Regions from separate parts of the Mus musculus genome. Here regions 2 and 3 are each linked to region 1. A link is a loop called in an ENCODE intact Hi-C map of the cell type or tissue named here. Cell type or tissue: left cerebral cortex. All regions are shown on one strand.

What was found. Peaks named below come from ENCODE experiments on the same cell type or tissue, not always from the same donor. Only the 100,000 strongest peaks of a DNase experiment are listed, where the experiment ranks them.
Region 2: a loop joins it to region 1, with 10 times the contacts of the local background. A loop is called at or near these places in 5 of 42 quality-filtered maps.
Region 3: a loop joins it to region 1, with 7 times the contacts of the local background. A loop is called at or near these places in 5 of 42 quality-filtered maps.

Annotation. Positions count from the first base shown.
Region 1 is chr15:45,013,216-45,021,215 of GRCm38, forward strand. No RefSeq gene overlaps it. Among named protein-coding and RNA genes, the nearest start is that of Gm23343, 69 kb to the left of the region's middle. In left cerebral cortex, no CTCF peak of the experiment used is centred here; DNase peaks (open chromatin) are centred at 3,286, 3,733, 4,561 and 5,094; H3K27ac peaks cover 5,340 bases.
Region 2 is chr15:45,114,013-45,122,012 of GRCm38, forward strand. Kcnv1 (potassium channel, subfamily V, member 1) reads right to left here and starts at 922. Exons shown (of 3, transcript NM_026200.3): 1 at 159-922. The coding sequence starts at 628. In left cerebral cortex, a CTCF peak has its summit at 713; DNase peaks (open chromatin) are centred at 246, 793, 1,338, 1,897 and 3 more places; H3K4me3 peaks cover 2,151 bases; H3K27ac peaks cover 4,578 bases.
Region 3 is chr15:45,098,739-45,106,738 of GRCm38, forward strand. Kcnv1 (potassium channel, subfamily V, member 1) reads right to left here. Exons shown (of 3, transcript NM_026200.3): 3 at 7,546-8,000. Among named protein-coding and RNA genes, the nearest start is that of Kcnv1, 12 kb to the right of the region's middle. In left cerebral cortex, no CTCF peak of the experiment used is centred here; DNase peaks (open chromatin) are centred at 3,416, 4,417, 4,890 and 6,999; H3K27ac peaks cover 1,200 bases.

The DNA.
Region 1 (8,000 bases):
ACCTAACAAATACAGAGGTGGATGCTCTCAGCCATCTAATGGACTGAGCACAGAGTCCCCAATGGAGGATCTAGAGAAAGGTCTTAAGGAGCTAAAGGGGTTTACAGCCCCATAGGAGGAACAACAATATGAGCCAACCAGTACCCCCCCAGAGCTCTCTGGGAGTAAACCACCAACCAAAGAGTACACATGGTGGGACTCATGGCTCCAACTGCATAAGTAGCAGAGAATGGCCTTTATGGTAATCAATGGGAGAAGAGGCCCTTGGTTCTGTGAAGGCTTGATGCCCCAGTGTAGGGGAATGCCAGGGCCAGGAAGTGGGAATGTGTGGGATGGTGAGCAGGGGGAGAAGCAAGGAGATAGGGCATCTCTGGAGGGAAAACTAGGAACGGGGACAACATTAAAAATGTAAGTAAAGAAAAATCTACTAAAAAAATGAAAAGAACTGAAAAGCATTGATTTTAGAGCTTACCATTAAATCTCTCTTCAAAGAGAAATCATTTGAAGGTCAATTATAATAATAAAAAAGCTATAATGCTTCTGAATAGAACTGAATTCTACTTTGTTATATAATCTTTACTTTAAATAAATTTTTAAGTAAAACAAGAGGATATGGCTTTTTACATTTCCTTTCTTCCCTTTTGTCTCTCCCAGGTACTCTTCCTTCAACTCCTCCCATGTGGCATATTTTCAAATTGTTAGGCTTTTAAAATTTGATTATTATTAATGTGCACAAAAATATAAGCATGTAAATATAAAACATACCTTTGTTGGTATGTATGTGGTTAGGGGATGAGTACTTTCTATTAAGTAAAAGTGGCATCTTGGAAGCAGAAAGGAGCCACTGGGGTTGTGGGTGAATCTTTTGAAACCTCAAATCCTGTCCCCAGTGACAAACCTTTTCCAACAAGACCACAACTCCTAATCCTTCCTAGACAGTCCCATCAACGTGAGGTCAACTATTCAAGCACATAGAGCATTTTTATTTGAGCCATCATGTCCCATTCCATGGCCATCAGAGGCTGTTGGCTGTTTCATAATGCAAAAATGCAAGTTAGTCCAATTTCAAATATTCCCATTGTCTTTCACAGTCAACACTTCCTAAAAATCCAGTCTCTTCTGAAATGGAAGGCAGTTTACTAACAGTTACACCCTAAAGCCAAAAGCAATTATAATCTGGCAACATATAATGGCACAGAATGTACACTGCCATTCTAAAGAAGAGCACTGGGGTCATAGTGATTAAATAGTGAACCAAAGCAAGTCTAACCCCCCAACAGGAATACTCCAAATTCTACAATTTCATACCTCGTGTCAAAGCGCTTGGATGGCTCTGCCCTTGTGCCTCTGCTTCCTACAGCAGATATTTCACCTCATGTTTACAACTTGCTTTGGAAGATGTTTTATGGTTCTAGCATCTCTAAAATCTTGAGCTTACCAGTGTAATCCAGGTTTCAGTTTCACAGCTCTATGCAATGGCATCTCAGGATCTCCATTCAAGGAATTCCCTGCTGCATGCGTGGACTCAGAAGCTCTCCTCAACTGCAAAGGAAGATTCCATGATTCCTTTACTTGTGTATCCTGCATGACTCTAAAGTCAGAACATGTGCACAATCCTATCAAGTTTGGCTGATCACTTGGGTGGATCCTGACCCCCTATATTTGCAGAAACTTTCCCTTGTAGTGTTGTTTTAGGGGTAGAAAGGTCCTCAGGTCTTTTCTTTCTTTTTTTTTTTTAATTGTTGAAAGCTTACTTGGGTGTTGTCTTTCTCTCCCTTTATTTCATTTCAGAACCCAGCTGTCTTTAGTCTTACCTCTTCCAGCACAAGCCTTGACTACAGCTCTACATTTCCTGGTGGTCTTTCTTTTGCTTCAAACTCCATGTTGTGTTTTTTCTTTTTGCCTTGCTTGTTCTTTTCCTTGCACACTCCCATAGGAATGATTACTAATACACATATGACAGAATCAATATTAGGCTGTCTTGGAACGTCCTCCAGCAAGGAAATTAATTAAAAATTTCAATTTAGCCCGAGGCATATTCTTTTGACATACACAAAAGAAAGCAACATTATTTGCCAAAATATTTCAAGAATGGCCACTAGCCCAGTTGCTAATATTGTTCTACTATGAAATCTCTTGAGCTGGGTTTACCTAGCTACATTGCTTTTAGCACTACTTTCTTCCAAACTCTTAATAGAATAGTCTGTTAAACCCTGCTTATAGTATTCAAGCACTTTCTTAGTCCAAAGTTCCAAAATCTTTCCTATGGTCCACCCTGAAATCCCAAAGCAGCATGGCCAGAGTGGCCACAACAATACCCCATCTTTGTACTAGATTCTCTCTTAGTGACTTTTCCATTACTGTAACAAGACACCATGAGCTAGGCAAGTTATAGAAGAAAGCCTTTAATTTTGGGCTCGCAGCTCCAGAGAGTTATAATTATGGTGGGGAGCACAGCTGCTGGCTGCTGTGGTACTGGAACATTAGATGAGAGCTTATCCATAAGCCATGAATCAGGGAGAGCTATCTAGGAATGGTGTAGGTGTTTGAAACCTCAGCTCCTAGCCCAGTGATGCACTCCTTCCAACAAGGCCATACTTCTTAATTATTCCCAAAGAGTGACGCAAACTGTGAATTAAAGACTGAATCTATATGAGAGCCATTCTTTTTTAAACTACTACAGGGGCCCATTCCAGGAAGGGGGTAATTTTCCCTCTCCCAGCAGTCATAAATTATGTAGAATTCCTTGGCTAGTGTTGGATCTCATGACACTTCCTCACTGTACATTAGGATGTCTTTTGATATCGAGACTTCCTTCTGCCAGGGTAGCCCAAGTGACTCCTTTCAGAACTTTAAGGTAAGTCCCCATTGCTGAATTAGGGACACTTAGGCACTTGCATGGTAGTAACTAAAAGCTGTCTACTAGGATGTAAGATCCACTTAAGAGAAAAACAATAGTACTTGGAAAGTACTTGAGAACCCATTCAATTGCCTGAGAATAGTGAGATCATGGACCTTAGAAAATAATCTACTACCACCACTTTGCCAAACCAGCATTATTCCTTACTACATTTCAAATCTTATTCTTATATACACAGATATATGTAGCTACTGCCCCTTTTCATAGAATCTTCCCTTCATAGAAATTGGAGACAATCACAGAAACCCATAAGTGGTTACAGTGCAGAGATCAACAGATCAAGGGCAGCCTAGCCCTAATGGATATATTTACATCACAGCTCCTGCTTCTGTGACTCAGGAGGCATTATGGAAGAGAGACAGAAAGCTTGTAAATGTCAGAATACCAGGAAGCCTGTTGTGAAAATGTCTTTCCTAGAAAAGGCTGTGTAAGCAAGACCAAAACAATGCTATGTAATTTTATAGACTTTTACATAGGCAATCTTAGCAATTCAGACAATTTGAAGGCTTATTGACTAATTTTTTTTTTTTTTTTTTTGGTTAGAAGTTATAGGAAATCCAATCCAAAGTGACTCAACAAACAGGATATATTTTTCCTCACATAAGGAAAATTGTAACTGTTCATCGAAGCTGTTAATCAATGTTTTGATTTTCTTCCTTTTTGACACATGGTATGATTTTGCTAGTTTCCTCCTGGATGTGAGGTATAGTTACGTAATGTGCTTTAACCATTGGGATGGGAGCAGATGTAGCTTGTGCTATTTTGGGGCAGGAACCTTTAAGAGTGAGTGTTTCTGCCAAGTTCTCTTCTCTGTGCCATGGTGATGGGCGAAGTGCCACGTGACTGCTATAGAGTGCAGCCGTCACTGCCCACTATGGTTCAGGGATTCTTGTGGTGGCAGCAAGTGTGTCCCCACTGACAAAAGACACATGGTTCATCTTTTTCCGTGTCTCTATCTTCTGTTTTTCATCATTTAGTCACCTCATAATCTCAAAATGGTAGCTGTAACTCCAGAGATTATTTTTATGTTCAAAGTAAGAACTAGTAAGATAGAATTTGTGGGATTTACTTTACCTAGAACGGAAAGACAAGATTCTGGGGCGTTTTTCTGAAGAAATATCTTTATAGCTGGTTTGCCAGCAGGACTGGGTTAAATGGCTTCTACGTGTTAGGTGGGAAGTTCCCAAAAGTAGACATAGTATTACTCAGCAAAATCTAGATATATGTAGAAAGGACACAATGTCATGTAGACAACTGACATTATGTACCTTAAAGGCACAATTAGCATGGAAAGTCTTCAGTTTTTCCCTTAAGATGAAAATAGGGTTTTTTTTTTTGTTGTTTGTTTGTTTGTTTGTCTGTCTGTTTGGTTGGTTTTTTGAGACAGGGTTTCTCTATGTAGCCTTGGCTGTCCTGGAACTCACTTTGTAGACCAGGCTGGCCTCAAACTCAGAAATCCGCCTGGCTCTGCCTCCCAAGCCACAGCACACCTTAGCAGGAATTATCTAACATATCTATTTATACTCATAAATAAACTATAGAAGCTACATTTTAAAGTAATCCCCCATAGCACTTCATCTTAACTGAGCATTTTCAAGACCTGGTCCTCATTTCCCAGGTTGTTATTGGGCAGCTCTGTGGGTCATGATTTAAAACCTGTTGGACACCAGGCTTCATGTTTGTGCATCATCCCTTCTGCTCATCAGGTCAGGTAAGAAAAACTAAATTGATCTGGTAATCACACTCTTTCACAAAAGAAAAAAATTAGTCTCTGAAAAATATTAAGCAATTGTTGCAGATTATCCAAACTACTACCTATGGGAGTCAGGAAATTGACATGTGATTTGTGCCGTTATCTTAGAAGGCATTAGAGTTTCAAGTTGTGTGGCTTAGCATGCAAGGCAATAATACACTTTTTCATATTTTCCAATTTGAGGAAATTACATGTAGTGCATTTGTCCTTTTTTGAACTTTTCGACTAGAATTCCATTTTTAATCTGGACTTCTTGATGTGCACGATACAAAATCAGTATTGCTTTTTATATTTAAAAATGCTCTGTTGATGGTATAATGTGTTCAACATATGTATGGGGGTGGTGGCTGAGAAGACAGGCACTCAAATAACAGTTTTACTCAAACTTGAGGGCTCTCTAGATTTGGTTTAAAAATATAGCCACTAGTCATTTTGTCACTTCCTTGGAGAGAGCTTAATGACGCAGACACTGCTGAGCCTGCTCATCCCACTCTTCTTTCTTTTCCCTTGGGGCTGATAATGCAAACAGTCTCATAACGCTGACATATGTGAGGTTGTACTGACGAGACTGTTTCTGGGTTTGGCTTGGTCATCAAAGCTATATAATTCTGGTCATCACCTCTGGTTATAATTCTGATTATAACTTATAGTTAGAAGATAAGATTCTAGTTCACTTTGCAGTTGTTTCACGTCATCCAGGCATTCAACAGAGGTTTATGTGTTCCAAATCTCACACTTCTTCTCATCTTCTCCTTTGGTTGGAAAGTTTATTACAAATGGGCTGACAGTGGGGATCACTTACCTATTGTGACTAGGGACTGACCTATGGACCTACTTAGAAGCCCATAAAGTTTGAGACTTGATCTCACCACTGTGGAGCTGTTATGCTATGTGGAGCCATAAGGACCCACTAAAACATAATTGAAGTCAATTATATCACATATTAATTACATATTATAATTAAAATGAAAAGTTTCAGAATATCCCACACACTGCTTATAGCATCATCAGGTTGCTGGATCCTTGGGGGAAGATGAAATTTCACTTTGTTAAGTTAATCAAATGCTAAAACAACAACAACAACAACAACAACAACAAACTATACTGATTGTTTTTGTGATACTAACAGATTCATCTGTTCAGTTTTCAATAAAATCTTAACTTTTCCAAAACAATGGTCTAGCCTTCTATTAGCTTCTACAGGATAATCTCTTAAGCTCTTGGGATATCCTGTTAATAAAACTTAGACTCTGTCTAGTGCCTAGGTTTATGTGTGATACTCTATGCTAGGAATATGATTCACAGTAGGGCTAGTTGGATCATGTAGTACCCTACATCTACGTCTGTGGGGCTAGTGACAGGACACTCAATCAGGAAGCAGTTGGAGTTATGCTATATTTCCATGCCTCAATAAAACTCTGAACACTAAAGTTTGCAAGTTCTTCTGCTTTGAAAATGCACATTTTCACATTGGCTACTTTTATGTTAAGTTGACATTAGCTAGAGTGATATGAAAGGAGGGAACTTGAATTAGGAAAATAAAATCTAAGGCTAAACTCACTGTGAGTGGTGCCACCCCTTGGCTAGTGGTTCTGGATTCTATAAGAACAACCTATGTAGAGGAAATCAGTCAGCAGCACCCCTCCATAGACTTTGTATCAGTTCCTTCCTCCATGTCCCTATCCTGCTTATGTTTCTGCCCTGACTTCCTTCCATGACGAGCAATGATTTAGAAATGTAAACCAAATAAACTCCTTGAGTTGATTTTGATTGTGGGCAATTGATCACAGCAACAATAACTCTAATTAGGACAGAGCCATTATTTTAGTTACTTTTCTAGTTATGGTGACCAAATACCTGTCAAGAAACAACTTACTAGAGGAGAGGTTTATTTTGTCACATTGTCTTAGTGATACAGTATTACCATCCATGATGAAAGGATGTTCTTGGCAGGGGCCATCTCAGTGCTGCAGTTACTTGCTTATAACTCTGCAAATCTGGAAGCAGAGTTGGGACAAGAAGTGGCACAGGGCAATAAGGCCTCAAGGCTTGTCCTGGTGTTTCTACTTCCTCTAGTGAGGCTCTTTTTTCTAAAGGTTTCACAAGCTCCCAGAACAGTGCTGCTAGCAGAGAACTCAATGTTCATACCCATGGGCCTACAGGGAGCATTTCCCATTAAACCACAGCAGCCATCTGTATGACTCCACTGAGAGAAAGAAATGGAAACTGCACCTGGGACTCCTGTGGACTCTGCTTGGTGAGCCTCTTCTTTTTGCTAGCTTGTGGCTGTGTCCTTTCACAACCAGACCCTGTGACTGGAAGAAGAATGACTTTCTGAGTTCTGGGAGTCCTCCTGGGAAAGCATTGCACTGAAGGTGACCTTAGGGTCCTGCCACATTGGCACCTTACACTGCAGAAATACTAGAGATCTGGAAATATTTGTAATAAATCTCTATCTATGTCTCTCCCATCCCCTATCCACAACAAAACACACAAGCAAGCAAGCAAGCAAGCAAGCAAGCAAGCAAGCAAGCAAGCAAGCAAGCAAGCAAACCATTCTCCCTTCCCACAGACTCAGAAATATCACTGGATATCCTGAGTGGGGTTTTGATGCGTTTCTGCATGCCCCCAGCAGGGAGATGGAGGGTAGTTTTCTATGTATAATATTCTTCCCCCCATTACTAGTGAATCTAAGCCTCATGAATAAGATCTTTCACTAACATTTCCATAGGTCAGCCTTGGGTAAAATTGGGAAGGAGACTAAGAATATGTGTACCCGTGTATATTTGCATTCAGTTTAACTATATTATTTAAGGATCTCTTTTCTTAATTACTAAATTACCTTCTCAAAAGTCTAACAAATAAATCCAATGCTTATTAGCTAAGACTGGCTTAGGACACTCCTTTTAAAAGTATTTTTCCTTCATGTTAAGAATATAGAACACTGGCTTTCTGGAGAGCCTGTGTAGAAATTATCTGGAGTCTGGAGCGATGGCTCAACAGCTAATAATGTTCCTTACAGAATACCCTGGTTCAATTCTCGGTACCAGAAGATAGGTTTATAACCATCTGTAACGCCAGTCTCAGAAGATTAGATGCTGGTGTTAAACAGACTTACCGGAAGGCCAAGAACCTATAAACATGTAAAACACATACAGTGAAAAATAAAATAAAATACTTAAAAGGGTTTGGAGAACAGGTTCTTTAGTGCCTATTTCTAAAGTTCCACTGAGCATGAGAAGGAAGGATGGTATGCTTATATTACACAGTATTTTGCATGAAAAGGCAAGAGGATTAAATTGAATTGGAATCAGCTTCTCTTCATTT
Region 2 (8,000 bases), 100 kb after region 1:
CAAGTTGACTTTCGGATTCATTTACCTTCAGCCAAGACGCAGACACACCTATTCGCAGAGCTGGAGTAGACAAGCTTACACAAAGCCTCAAGTCTTTGCTTGTGCTTTCTTACCACCCTCTCCTCCCTTCCCGCCCAACCGCCGCGCCCTGCTGGTACCTGTCCCTGCAGCAGGAGTCAATGCTGAGTTCATCTATGCCCCAGTACTGGATCTCCTGAAGAAAGGAGAGCGCACAGAGCTGCTCCATGACATGCAGGCGACCAGTGCGATAGTAGTGCAGGACATAACGGAACGCCTGAGAGCTGCGATCAAAGAAGTACTCGTTGTCCACCGGATTCGCATCATCGCAAAGCTCCAGGGGGCTGGGGGCGGCAGCCAGGGCACCCAGGCGGCGGTAGGAGGCCACCACTACGGCCAGTTTGCCCAGGCGCGTGTGCGGGAAGCAGGACAGAGCTTGCTGCGAGAGCACGAAGCGGCTACCGCCCACGTTGACTGTAAAGCAGTCCCCCAGAGCCAAGGGTTCCCCTTCGCCCTCGCTACAGAAGACACTGGAGTCCAGTGAGGTCAGAGAACCGCTGTCCAGCGACGACGAGTCCAGTAGCGGCCGGTTGCGGGGTGACAGATCCATCCTGACCGCCTTGGCCTGAAGGCACTGGGAAGTTGGGAAGGCGCTGGATGGAAGCGTGGGTCCCCGCGCAGGCGGTGCCACGGCCCCTGCTGGCGGCAGGGATCTCCCAGGTTCCCGAGGGAGAAGCCTCCCACTTGCACACCCCTACTCTTTCCACCAGCTTGATGGCTGGTGTCGCTAGGGAGCTGCGAGTGCGCGGTAGAGCGATGAGGCTGGGAGCACAGGAGTGGTCGCGCGGAGGGAACCCTGCAAGCAGTTGTGTGGCGTCCAGGCAGGGAACAACCCAGGATACACAGTCTGTTCCGGTGGCCCCTCCTAGATATAGGTAGAGCCTTTTCTCAACTTTGTAATTCAGAACTCCCAACCCCCACTCCCCAGCCTACATGGTGTGTAAATTTAAGATCTGAAGGCTTCCGGTGGCAGAGTTGGGCAAGGGAGGGAATGGGAAGATCTGGAGAGTAGAAGCAGAGAGGACCCTGTCAGGTGCAAGAAATGGGCGGCTAAAAGTTCAGAAACAGGTGGCAATAGCAGAATGAGTCCTAACTTGAGGATTTATAGCCTTCCCTCATCTATTGTAAGGTATTCACTCTGTGATGTTCTCTAAGGCTGTGAACACATGGGGAAGTATGTCTGGGGTACCCTGCTCAAGATTTCTTCCCACGTCTCCCTGGTTCCCATCTGTCATTCATGAATTGTCATCTCTCTTAGGTTTTCAGTTCCTAGCTGAGAAATAGTCCTTTTAGTTGAAGTTACAGTGGCTCACTAAGGACTAGGGGAGTTCTGCACACCGGGTGCCCACAGGGACACTGCACATTTCCTCAGAAGAGACATTCTGGGCACATTCTCCAACACAAAGGGGAGTGCATGCTTTAGGAAAAAGAGAAAGGCAGAAAGACAAGGAATAGAACAAGCGTGGGCTGAGGCAAGAGTTTAAATAACAGCGACCCCACGGTTAAAGCAGAAGCTAAATTCAGGAGATCAGGTGATTAGCAAAGTGCCTAGTGGCTTCTTAGAGCTATGTCTTCAGCCAACCTGTTGGACACAGGGCTGGTGCAGTGACTCACCTGCAACTTCAGGCACACCTGGGTGTTGCTCAGCCAGTGCAGCTCAAACGGATATTGTAGTATTCTTTAATCTGTCTGGTCTACAAGTGAGAATTCTGACTTCACCAGTCCAGAATGGAAACTGCTAACAGCATAGATCTTAGCCAGAAACTGCTCACAGCACAGATCTTAGACAGCGTTTGCTGCCTTGCTCTGCCTCTATGCATCTTGGCTTCAGGCCTGGCCTCAGGATTCTGTGGGAGTTATGCTTCCACCCTTGCCCAGCACTCCGCTGGAACTGAAAGAAGCTCTAGGTGGCCAGCCTCTTTAGAGAATAGAAGTAGGGAGGCTAGAGCCAGAGAGGAAAGGAGTGCTTAGTGACACTGAATATTACATCCATCAGAAGAGGCTTCAAGAATTACTGCATTTGATTTCCATTCCCCACCATCTGTGTCCACAAAAATACTCCAACGTTTCCAAAGTGGTAAAGTGCTGAGTGAAGCAAGGTTAGAACAGTTATATTCTACTTCTCCATGTTTATGGAGAAGGATTCATCACTGCATCTAGCAACCATTTACAATCAGTATTTCCCAGTGTTTGCCAGACTCTACTTTGTGGTTTCTTAGTAAGTGGTTTATACACACACACACACACACACACACACACACACACACACACACACACATACACAATTGTAGTGAGGAGAGCTTTTCCAGTTGATGGGACAAACATTTGGCTGCTTAGGTCTCACTTTGTCACCCAACTTTGGGGGCTTTTCATTGTTATAGACTTCAGTGCCTCTTCAAGATAGTCAGTTTTAATAAAGATGGCAAATCAATTACTGGCTGCTAAGTTCATACCGAGAAGTTTGGCAGGCTCTCTATTACTCCAATAGCTTGTTTTGTCATAACAACACCATGAGGCATTCATGTGCTCATTTAATGCAATAGACAGAGAAGTTGAGTGATTTAAACTCATCTATTACGTATTCAACTATAGTACTAAATTTCAGAGGCTACCTCCACAAGTTAATTGTGGAGATGGCATGTTTTGCTGATTTTCAAATGAATCAACCTAGGATGACTTTTGCCTTTTGTTTCTTATGAATGGTCAGAGTTAATGATGTGCTTGCTAGGCGTTATGAAGAAAACAGATGAAAATTCCTTCTTGTGGGGCTTTCCGTTATCCAGTAAGAACTGAGGAGAAATTTCAATAAATCCTTTTAACTCTGAAGTTTCTAGGTTATGCTTCTATTAGTAGCTTTCCATTCTCTTGACTTTTACTTCTCCTAAGGAACTCTTCCCAGCAGAATATATGAGTTATTCCAGTAACCTGTTCATCATAAGGTTATAAGGTTAGATATCATGTTGTTTTAAAAGCTAACAGAGTGCCCTTTTTTATTAAGGATAAAACTTCATCTCAATTACAGATGATTTAGTCATTGAAAAGAGGCAAAAGTTCATAGTTCTATTAAGTCTTATGATCAATAATAAATTTCTAGACTAGCCTTACAGATTATAGAAAAGAAATGGGTAAATTTTTACAACATTACTTTAGGTGAGGAAAATGAGTGGGGCTTGTGGGTCACATTGCCAGATTCCTGACTTTCAGTTGTGATGGTGTCCTAAGGAAGTAATTATAATATTTACCATTAGGGATACAAGGATATGGTTCAGTCACTAGGAACACTTGCTGTGCAAGCAAGAAGACCCGGGTTCACATTTCGAAAACCCAAAACCCATACGTCGTGCATTGCCTGTAATTCCATTGCTGTAAAGGGGAAAGAGAAATTACTGGGGCTTGTGGGACATCAGTGTAAGTCGGGGTTCAGTGTGATCCTGTCTCAAGGGAAGGAATAAGGCAGAGCAAGAAAGAGCAGGACAGGCTAAGTCCTCATCTAGTCTTTGTGCCTATTCAGGCACACATACCATCCACAGTGCACATCCATCACACATATGCCACACATACTGAAATACAAATGAAGACTTTTTAAGCATGAAGCCCATTGCTAAGTGTGTGAATTCTCACAATGCACATAAAGACAGGCATTGTCATCATGACAGATTTCAAGGTATCTAGCTCAGTTGATGACAACTGTGAAAATAAGTGTTAGAAGTCATCATGTTGGAAATTCTATTATAAAACCATTTATTTGGTTTATGAAAATATTATTCACATTAATTTCATACTTGGCTTATATGTGATCCATCTGGATGGCATACCATAATGCTTCTGTGAAATTACTATTAATGCTTTAAAATATTAATGTTTCAAAATAACAACACAGAGATATGATCTTAACTCACTGAAGTTTTATTTAAGAAATATACATTCACTTATTTTATAGCCAAAATATTTTAACTTCACAGATTTTATAATTGGATAAGATGATTTGATGGGAAAATTGAAAAAAAAAAAGAAAATATCTTGAATAAAAGCTTTTAAAAAGTCAACTTGGGACAATTCTACTTTTTTTTTATTTTAAACCCTATCACTCTAGGCTTATATGTTTACATGAAATTGTCTTAAATTTTGTTATTCATTGAAAAAAGAGAAAGCACTTTATGCAATTCATGCATCACAATGCCCTGTATTTGATTTTGCAGTGGTTGACAACCAGAATAGTCAATTGTGTGGACCTTTTAAAATACCTTTTGTAATCTCCTTTTCTTCGCAGCATTGGGATATGTTCAAAGGAAAAAAAATCTGATGACTTCTATGTATTCATCTTTCATGTGCCTTCTAGGTGCTTGGAATAAATCCTCCCAACTGTATGACAGCCCACTCTAATGCAGAATTTAGCTTAATGTGGGTTTGTTCTGGATTCCTTCCAAGGGGAGGCAATTATCTTTGGAAGTAACCAAGAGCTCATTTTTATAGCCTAGTCTGTTATGGAGATAGCAGCATACACCGAGGATTGGGATGATGACAATAATATCATGATACAAATAGATACTACCTTTACATGTTTAATTCATGCTTTGCATTCTGTTGGACATATAAACTTAATAAGTTGCCTCATTTTCTCATGTGTTTAACAGTAGAAATGATTGTACTTTATGCTACTGTTTCAAAATTAGATGAGATAGAGAATGTTACCTGCCATTCTTCTAGTTTTTGAAATGATAGCTTAAAAAATACATTATTTAATTTTTGAAATTATAATTGAATGACATCAACTTCTCTCTTTTCTTCCCTCTAAATCCTTCCGTGTTTTTTATTTTTAATGTTTTAGGACATTTTTCCTGATTTCCACCCCCTCATTTACACTAAATATTTACTATGTGATAGGCACCACACTAAATATCTGACATTATATAACATCATTTATAAACCAAAGAACGTTTCAAAACAGACATTATTATTATTATTATTATTATTATTATTATTATTATTTATTATGTTACATAAAACAAAGAGGAGACCATTAAAATAATTTTCCATTAAAATTACATAGGTGTCACATAGGTTGAAGATGTAGATTTGACTTTATTTGCTCGATTTAAAAGCTGTATTATTTGAAAAGATTTGTTATAAAAATGGAGTCATAATATGCAGGAGTCAGTGGAAATCTTTTCTTTACAGATAAATTTAAATATAAATGCTTTTTTTTATTCTAAATAATTAAGGCATTGGCTATGGCATATAAACAATGGTCAAAATAGCATTCATTAATTTCACAGTTTACTACTTGATTATATTCTTTAAATATGCTAGATGACATTCCTGATTGGTCATTCTGTGATTTGCATTATGCTACTCTGATTTCAAAAGATATGCATCTACATTTCCTGGATTATGCCAAGCGTGTTGGGTAGGCACTTATTTTTCACTGATTAAGTCTGGAATTGCACTTAATTTAAACTTTTATAAACAAGATTTAGAATCAGTGATGCAGACACAGGGCAAGTGCTGTGCTCCTCATTCTCATGAGCTGTTAATTGAACCAAACACAGAGTTTGAAATCTCTTCATTCAGCTTTACTAGAATCCCTTATGTGGAAAGATCGAAAGCTGTTAAATATGCACTGCTCATTGAATTTATATGGTTTATTAATATTTTCCTTTTTGTTTGTGCTTCTCTCATGCAATTCGTCCCAGCTGCCACCTGCCCTCCCTTTACTCCCACAAGTTTCCCCAGCATCCTCTCTCCCCATATCCGCTGCTTTTCCATTTCCCTTCAGAAAAGAGCAAGCCTCCCATGGATATCAACTGATCACAGCATCACAAGATGCAGTAAGGTTAAGCATAGACCCTCATATTAATACTGGACTATTAACAGTAAAATTTTAATCTGTTCTGTCTAGTGTTTTATCTCATTATCAAGAAATGCAACAAGTTCTTTCACCCAGGATTTATAAGATAACTTTTGTACTTCATTATATTATGAATGCTTTCTTATTTTGTGTTTCTTTTATGTCCCTGCAATCCACTCAAACTTGAACAGTTTATCAATTGGCAATTATTCCCAGAAATTTATTTTTATAATCGGAGGTCACGGCTATTTTATATGTATGTATATATATATATAATGTATCTGTATGTACCATATATTATATGCTTTACATATACTTTACGATATGCTATAGACAGTATTATAAACACATGCAATATAAGCATGAGAAATCAACACTATAGTAAAGTTGAAGTTGAATATTAAGAAGGTCACACTGTCATTACTTTATGTAAGACAATAGAGGGAAACCAGAGGCAGCCTAAGGACAAAAAAGCAAAGACATATGAAGATACATAAGGAGAAATGAAATTTTTTCTTAACCAAATGGGTACGTTTTGTGGCTTAGAGTTCCCTTAGATAGAATCTCCATAGAATTTGAGCATATTAAATAAAAACATCAAATATCATATAATATTTGTGGTGTCTATGTGGAAGTCTATGCTTAAATATTAATGTTAAATGGAATATGAAACTGTTTAGAACATATTCTAATATCTAACATCATTATCTTGGTTTCAGCACACAGAACACTGATTTAATAAAATATATTCTGTTGAGTTCATTACACAGAAATCGGCTGACCACATTTCCGTTGAAACTCAGTTAAGGATTTTTTTACTTAGCTCTGTGGTCCACAGTTTTGTACTTTTCTGCAGTAATAAAGAATGGAAATGTGAATTTGATTAGGTTTAATTATTTCTTTTATTTTTGGTGATTATATCATTTACCCATTCTCTGACCTCCTTCCAAATCCTCCAATAAGCCCTTGCTCTCTTTCAAATTCATGGCCTCTTTTTTCATTAATTGTTGTTACATGCATGCATGTATATGCACACACATACATTTCTTAATATAACCTGCTTTGTTGATAGTATTATGTTACTTGTATGTATGTTTTCAGGGTTGACCTTTTAGTATTAGACAAACAAGTTGTGTGCTCTTCCCTTGGAAGACTATATTTTATGCTTGTTGCATTTCTTTGTTGTCTGTAGTTCTTCATGTAGGTTTGAGGCTTCTTGGTCTTTCTCTCATATCCCCCTTGGCATGTCTACTGTTGTCCGTGTTTAGGTCATCATATTGATGAGACTTCCTGAATGGAGCCTCTGAAGTTATTCACAGACACAGACTCACAACAAACTTCCTGATATAATAGCTCTTATAATCTGTATATCCTCTTTTGCAGAGCTTTAGGAACAGTTTTGTCACAAAACATCACACTGCTTCTTAGTAATCCCCCTGCTTCAGCCCCCCAAATGCTAAGGTGTTAGGCATGCACAAAGCATGACAAGGTCTTAAAACATAAGGTGAATTCATTTGATCCAGTGTATATTTTCTATACACGTTAGAGAAAATTTTAATGGTAGTAACTTAGTGTTTAATTTGTCATTCTTTCAACATTGGAAATACAGGCAGCCATATGGCTTCTCTCACCACTGAATCTGATTGACATCTCAGTTTTAGATATGGCCTCACAGTTCTCCCACAAACAGATTTCCCAGAAATCTAAAAAAGTAGGAATCCAGGGAAAGTCAAACATTACAACATTATATCTGTTCTCATTTTTGTTTGATCAAATTTATCTGCTTTAGTAAGCTACTGATATTTTATTTTTCTAATAGCACACAGCTTTATTACTGCTTACAAAAAATCATGGAAATGAAGGCAACAAACCTCCTCTCCTTAAATCCATCAGTGGTAAATAGCTCAGTACTGAGACATGAGGCCTCCTGAATCTTTCTCTGTGTCTTCCTGTCTACTGAGTGCCCATCTTGTGCGGACCTGGTGCCTGTCTGAAGCTGTGACTTAATAATTTAACTTTCGTACATGTTATCTATCTAGAAAATTACCCATTTCATTTATCTCTTTTGCCCAGT
Region 3 (8,000 bases), 86 kb after region 1:
CTCAGGAAGTCCTCCTTCTTAATAGCTGAGTAGTATTCCATTGTGTAAATAAACCACATTTTCTGTATCCACTCTTCTGTCCTGGGACATTTGGCTTGTTTCTAGCTTCTAGTTATCACAAACAAGGCTGCTATGAACATCGTGGTACACATACCCCTGTGGAAAGGTGGGACATCTTTTTGGGTATATTCCCATGAGTGGTATTACTGGGTCTTCAGGTAGATCTATTTCCAATTTTTGAGGAGCCTTCAGTTTGATTTCCAGGGTGGTTGTAACATTTTGCAATCCCACCAGCAATGGAGGAGTGTTTCTCTTTTTCTACATCCTTGCCAACATGTGTTGTCACCTGAGGCTTTGATCTTAGTCATTCTGATTGGTGTAAGGTGGAATCTCAGGGTCCTTTGATTTGCATTTCTCTGATCACTAAGGATTTTTAACATTTTTTTAGGTGCTTCTCAGCCATTCAAGATTCCTGTTGTGAATTCTCAGTTTAGTTCTATTCCTGACTTTTTTATTTTTTTATTTTTTGTTTGTGTGTGTGTGATTAGCTTCTTGAGTTGAATTCTTTATATATTTTTCATCTTAGCCCTATATTGGATGTGGGGTTCGTGAAAAATTTCCCCAATCTGTAGGTTGCTGATTTGTCTTATTAACGATGTCCTTTGCCTTACACAAAAGCTTTCCAGTTTCATGAGCTCCCATTTATCAATTCTTGATCTTAGAGCATAAGCCATTGGAGTTCTGTTTAGGAATTTCCCCCTGTGTCAATGAGTTCAAGGCTCTTTCCCACTTTCTCCTCTATTAGATTGAGTGTATTTAGTTTTATGTTGAGGTTCTTGATCCACTTGGACTTAAGGTTTGTGCCAGGTATAGTAATTGCCAGTAATTGGAACCAACCTAGATGTCTGTCAGTGTATGAATGGATAAAGAAAACATGGTAATTTATACAATGAAATATTACTTATCTGTTAAAAAAAATCAGAGACCTGGAATTTTTAGGATGTATTAAATGGATGGAGCTAGATAATTCATCTTGAGTGAAGCAACTCAGACCCAGAAGGACAAATATGGTATGCATTTGCTCATATTTTTGATGTAGACTGTTTAGTCAATGATAAGCAAGATATTATCAATGGAAACACAGAGGTTAGGTAGAAAGTAAGAGAATTAGGAGAAGAGATTGATCTGACTTGATCTGATTGATTAAACAGAGGAGGGGAAGCACAAGGGGAACAGAAGAAGAAATATGGGGAAGGACAGCTAAAATCCAGGTCCATTTGAGGAGCTGTGCAGAAATCTAATACAGTATAAGTTTCTTAATATACATAAATAATTTTAGTGTATTTTCTATAGTATATTTATTATATCCATATTAATATATGAAGGTATTCTAAAAGAAATTGCCAAAAAGAAACTGTAGATTAAGCCTCAACTGAACATCTCTCTCATCAACAAATGAAACTTCTAGTACTGGGAATGTGTTACCTCTAAATCAAATTGTTAGTCAAAGGCATTCCATGGGAACTCACAAACAATCCAGTTCGTTGCCAGTACTATTGTTAGCTCTCCACAAGCAGTAAGGTCCTATTACTTAAGGCAACACTTGAAGAATTCATCGAACATGGAGAGTTTTCACCACTGTGGACTAGTATTCATGGTAAGGTATTTTGTAGACTACCAAAAGAGAGAGGTGAACACCAAAGACAAAAAGTCTTTGATCTACATTACTGACCTGCCTGGAAGATATACTATTGTAATAGTGGCACAATGATATGAGAATAAGCAACCAATTTGAGTTAAGGCCCACTTCATAAGATGAAGCACATACCCAATGCTGCCAAGAACCTGAGAGCAAATAGTGATCTAGGGGGACACCATATACTGCTCCTCTGCTGAAGGTACATAGCAATACAATGACTCTTAATAGCATTCTGCTATATTTGTAGATCAGTGTGTTGCTCAGTCATCATCAGAGAAGCTTTCTCCAGCTGCAGATGATAACATAAACCAAAATTAGGCAATATGAAAAGATTGAAAGACCTTGGAACACTTAGCCCTAAATAGGATGTCTCCATCAAATCCTTCTCCTCAGGGATCAAGGAACTCCGAGGAAGAAGGGAAAAAAGTATATAACAATCAGGGTGATGGAAGACACCAAGAAACTATGGCCTTATAGATACAACAGGGCTGGTGCACATATTAACTTACAGAGATTATGTCAGGTTTTACAGAGATTTCACTGTTCTGCACCAGATGAAGTCTAAGAAAGAAAGTGGATATTTGTTCCCAATCCTTAACACATAATGGATAACCAATTCATGGCCATTCATAAATAAAAAATTATTTTTCTCCAACGAAGTCTTATGGGGGGGGGGTGATGAGAATGAACCAATCTTAATGGTAGGATTCATCCTTAGCAGTAGGTATGCAATAGGAAATAAATTCAGTAGTATCTTTGGAGGTTCTTTATCTCATTATGTTAAATGAGAGTATGTTTGCTGTTGTTATTTGTTGTTGATTTTGTTTTCTACCTTACCTATGGTTTCTGGTTGTGAGCTTTTGTGGGATTTCTGAGTGTGCAGGTGAACATATGTGACTCTGCGTCTATATGTGTTTCTTGTGCCTTTTCTTTTTGGGTTCTTCTTGTCTGGTTATTTCATCAGATTTATCTGAGCTTATTTATCTTATTTTAATTTTTTATTACTCCCTAGCGGACTGTTTCTTTTTTAATGAGAGACTAGCAAGGTGTAGATCTGGAGGGGATGGGGAAGGGAAAGGAACCAAAATAAGTAGAGGAGCAGAGAGGAACTGGAATAAGCCGAGGGAGGAGAAACTGTAGCAAGAATATATTGTATGAAAAAAATCTAGTTTCAAAATTTTTGTTAACATTTATATAATTATAATAAAATTTGCTATTTCATAATTAGAAATATAAAAAAATTATTTTTTTCTTTTGAGGCAGGGCTCCTCTCTATAGCTCTGGCTATCCTAGAACTCACTTTGTAGATCAGGCTGACTTGAAATTCACAGAGATATACCGACCTCTGTTCCCCCTCTCCCCAGGGTGCTATGATTAAGGGTTTGATCATTGTTAACTGTATACATGATTACCTTTCCTCTAATGAAGATATAATATACCATTACTGTATGTCAATTATGACCTTAAAATATTAAAAAATAAATTACATTGTTATGCATGAGGTTTTTTAAAGAAACATTTTCATTGGTTGTCATTTGAAGAAAAAATGCTTAACAAATTGCTAAATACTAAAGCTCATGTGAATCAAGAATCTGTGAGTTCTGCTTGTGGTATAAGAAGGTTTTCACTTGCACATCATTTGCCCCTTTGCTTTCCTTTTAATGGCTGTGGTCAAGGTAGTCCTGTTGTCTGTAAATCTCTTCTTTCTTTTTAACTTTAGAAGTTAGGCCTGCTGAAATGAATTTTCTATACAGTTTCCATAGCAACTCTGTCTTTTATTTTCACATGTACTATTTAGAATGAGTTGACAATGATAATTATAGACCCGTTAGAAAACATTTGCTGTTCAGTAAAGAAAGGAGTAACGATGGGGTTTCAGAAATATTGCCCTAGTTTAGTGAAACTGAAATTACTTTTTCAAGATTTGGTTTTCTTAATAATATAACTGAAATTAAAAGTAAACCTCCTGTTTGGATGCTGAAGTGATTAATGATGAATACCAAGAAACATGTTTCTGCCTTGAATTCCAAAATCACATTTGTTAGTGAGCTTTCACTTATCATTTAGTTTTTTACTTATATACGTTTCTTTACTCATCTGTCAAATCTTGTTTAATTCAATTATAACTTCTTTTGATATATTTTTGCAATAGAATACACACACACATTCTCATTATTTTCTTTTTCCTAGTAAGCCTCTTAGATTATAAGCCTTTTTAAAAGGTGGAATAAAATTTCACATAATTCGGAGTACCTTCTGAACTGTGGAAAATGAAAAGGAATTGTAAGGTTAATACTGACCATTTCTTCAGATTTAGTTGCATTGTATTCTTCAAAGCTAGATATATTTATTTTACTCTGTGGCCTTATAAAAGTTGATAGGCAAACATGAAAGGTGTTTTGAAACATTGGGTTACTAAAATTACCCATTAAATCAGCATCATGCTGGTTTAGCATCAAAATGTAAGAGTTGACTAAGTATCAGTGATATTTAGGTCACAAACCAGATTATTTTATCAAATGAAAAATATAAATAAATAGGATTTAGGTATAATGGACCATCTTAGCAAGAAGAGATGGTGATAGTAAGGAAGAGTAAAATTAGGTAGCTGTGCAGGGATATGAGTCAAGTGGAAGAAGTGTTTCAAGGAAGTGTCTATAATTAACCTGTGAAGTGCTGCTGCTGGAGCAATATGGAACCTGAACACTGATGACTGAAACTTTCAGTGATAGGATCATTACTGGTCATAGGAACACTGCTTCTACAGACGATGGACTAGCAAGAGACTAATGAGTGGATTTTTGAGAAAGGAAAAGAAACACTATGTAAATGAAAAGACTGGATTTAGAAACTTATGCCAAGGAGTTTTTTCATAAAAGAGAGCAGAAAATTAGATGCATTTTAGATCATGAAAGATCCAGAGAGGTTATTTGCTCAAATTTTTTTCTTTTGCTGTTTAAAAATGGGAACACTAAAACACATTTTATGCTAATAAGATTTCCATGGGAGAAAGGAGAAGTAATGATCTTGTGGGAAAGAGGGAAAGAGTTCCTGAGGAAATCCCTAGAACTGGGGAGAAAAGTGAGATGGGCAGATTGACTCTTGTAATAGAAAGGCAGAAATTAAAAGAACAGATGGAGGTGGGTGACAAAGTGTGGGTGCTGGTTCTTGTAGAATGTCTCCTCGATGATTCAATTTTATCAGTGAAATAAGAATCAAAGGGAGGCGTTTGCAGGTTCCACTTATTTTCAATGTGAATGGGCACAGGAGGTACAGTTTGATTGCCCAGAAACCCAAGAATCCAAATGGAGTTGCTGAAATGAATGTAAAGAGGAATAGGCAGCAGCTGTGACTTACAGGGGATGATAAAACTTGGCTTTGGATTGGATTGAGTTGGGATAGGTCAGCCCTGATGGAATGTCAGAAAGCAGGTCAGTGGAGGCAAGGGAGAGAATAAAGAACTGACTATAATATAGGCAAACTCGGGGAAATTGTCAGCATCCAGGTTATTCTATGACTTTTAAATTATTCCATTAAACAACTGCGTATAGGGCTTATTGATAATGTTCTCCTTATATGTTTTTCTTATATATATCATTATGACTTATAGAGGTTATTGGAGGTTCTTTGTAAAGAGATGTCATTGAAAAAGGCATTGGAACACTGGTTTTCAATCCATTCTTGGACTAAAATTGAAGGACGGATAAGATAAAAATTGATGCCTGAAAATTTCAGCAGAATAAAATTTTCATGTTAGTGAAACAAATGTATCCAAAGATAGTGTTTTGTTTAGACAGCTTGGGTTAGCATACATATTTTCTATAAGAGCTAGTTAAAGGATTATAATAAAAGTAACACTTTTTCATAACAAAGATTTCGATCTCATTGAACTCCATTGTGCATTCTTCATACTACTTATTACTATTAATCATTTAATTGATCAATGGGTCATGTCTTGAATATTTATATGTAGATATATGAGAGAAACAGCAAAATGGAATTGTGATGTGACTCCTAGTAGGGAGTATATTTGCTTTTAAAAATATTAAAACATTTTACAGAGTGCATTAAAAATGTTTGTTATATTTTATTTAGTGTGTGTGTTTGTGTTGGGGAAACAAATAGGAAAGTACATGGATGTAAGAATACAAACTTTGTGAGTCAGTTCTTTCTTCGCATAACCAGGGTACTAGAGTTTTCAATTCAATCATTGGTCTTGGCAGCAGATGTCTTTATCTGCTCAGTCATGTTGCTGGTTATTAAAAATAGCAAAATCTTTAAAATACAATTTCTTAGGTAAACTTGTTATTAAAAGACTTTTAAATGTTTTTGCAAATGTCTAGATCTTGACAAAATTTATATAGTTAACAAGCCATACTTGTAGAAAATATTTTAGGATGGTCCATCATCATGGAAGTACATGAATGTATGCACATACACATATTTTTTATAGAAAAATCTCAAGTATTGATTTTTCTAAGGAAAACCTATATTTGTGCTATAAAAGGTGCAAGTTCTCCCATAACTGTTCTTGAGAAAAAAAACCCATGTCTGTGAATGTTTCTCTTAAGGCATAGTGAGTGCATAGGGAAACCTAGCAACGTGATCTTAGGATATTTTTTTCATAGTTGGATAGATTACTATTTCCCGACTTTGCCATCTAACGACTGTATGGATTTAGGTGAGTTTTGGTCTCCTAATATCTCAAATTTGTTATTTTTCTTTCCCATATATCACTGGATAGGATATTAACTGAAGAGAACTGGGATTGGTTTTGATTACCAAGTGATCTCTAGTACCCAATAATCATAGTGTTTTAAGAAATTATTTGTTGAATTAATAGATAGGTATAAATTAAGGGACTAGGGGATAGAAGTAGATTTCGCTAAGAATGGAAAATAGAATAAATAGTTGTGGATGGATTGAGAGGGGCAGGAATTGGGAAGAGCAAATGAAGAGAGGGAAGGAGCTCTAACTGGAAGTCTCACATTATCAAATGAAGCCAAGAATGTATTATGTCTAATCTAGTTGTTGGCTGAAGGGGCCCCATGGGATCCTCCAACAACCTAGCCTATTATCAAGGTTTTTGGCTGTGTTCCACAAACTGGGAGTAAGGCCTTATAGTTGATGACAACAACTACACAATTCATTGAACACAGAGGATTCAAGCTGGTGCCTACCTAGTAACTTCACAACTACGAACTAATGTGTATGCTACTGGAAGGTACTTGAGCACAGCCCAAAGGAGAAATGTAAACACCAACTGAGCTACAATATCTTCAGAAGTGCTAGTGCAATAGTGGCACAAAGCTTGTGGGAGTAACCAACTGTCTTAGGGTTTCTATTGCTGTGAAGAGACACCATAACCATGGCAACACTTACAAAGTACAACATTTAATTAGATCTGACTTACAGTTCAGAGGTTTGGTTCATTATCATCATGAGGAGAAAATGGTGGCATGCAGGCAGTCATGGTACTGGAGAGGTAGTTGAGAGTTGTACATATTGATCCACAAGTAGCAGGAAGAGACAGTGAGTCATTAGACTTGGCTTAAGCTCCTGAGACCCCAAAGTCTATCTCTAGTGACATATTTTCTATGACAAGGCTACACTCACTTCAGGAAGGTCATACCTCCTATGAAGGTCATAGTGCCACTCCCTATGAACCTATGGGGTTCATTTTTATTCAAACTACCACACCAACCATATATGATTTGAATTAAGACCTACTCCATGAGATGGAACCCATCCCTAACACTACTTGAGGGTAAATAACCAGAGACCAATAGCCCAGAGACCTAAGGGGAAGACAACTGTTCTACTTAAGGAATATAACAAAACAAAATGATTTCTAATAACATCTTGCTATATTCACAATTTTGTGCCTTGTTCAGTCATCATCAGAGAAATACCTTTTTGTAGTACATTGAAACAAATACAAAGATACAGCTAGACAATGTTCATAGTGCAAGAGACTTTGATACACTCAGTCCTAAATGGATTGTCTCCATCATACCTCTTTCTTCCAGACTTACAAAATCCTGTGGAAAAAGAGTCAGGGAGATTGTAAGAATCAGAGGGAATAGGGGGTCCAAAGCCCTCTAAGCACAACAAGATCAATGCACAAATGAAAACATAGAAACTGTGGCAGTGTACACAGAGTTTTGCCTGGTTCTGCACCAGATGGACTCCCAGAGACAAGAGGAGAATTTAACACAGCCCCTTTCTCTAACCTGGAAGTTATCTCCAGTTTATAACAACTCATAAATGAAAAATCAGTTTTCTCCATTCATTGTCTCCT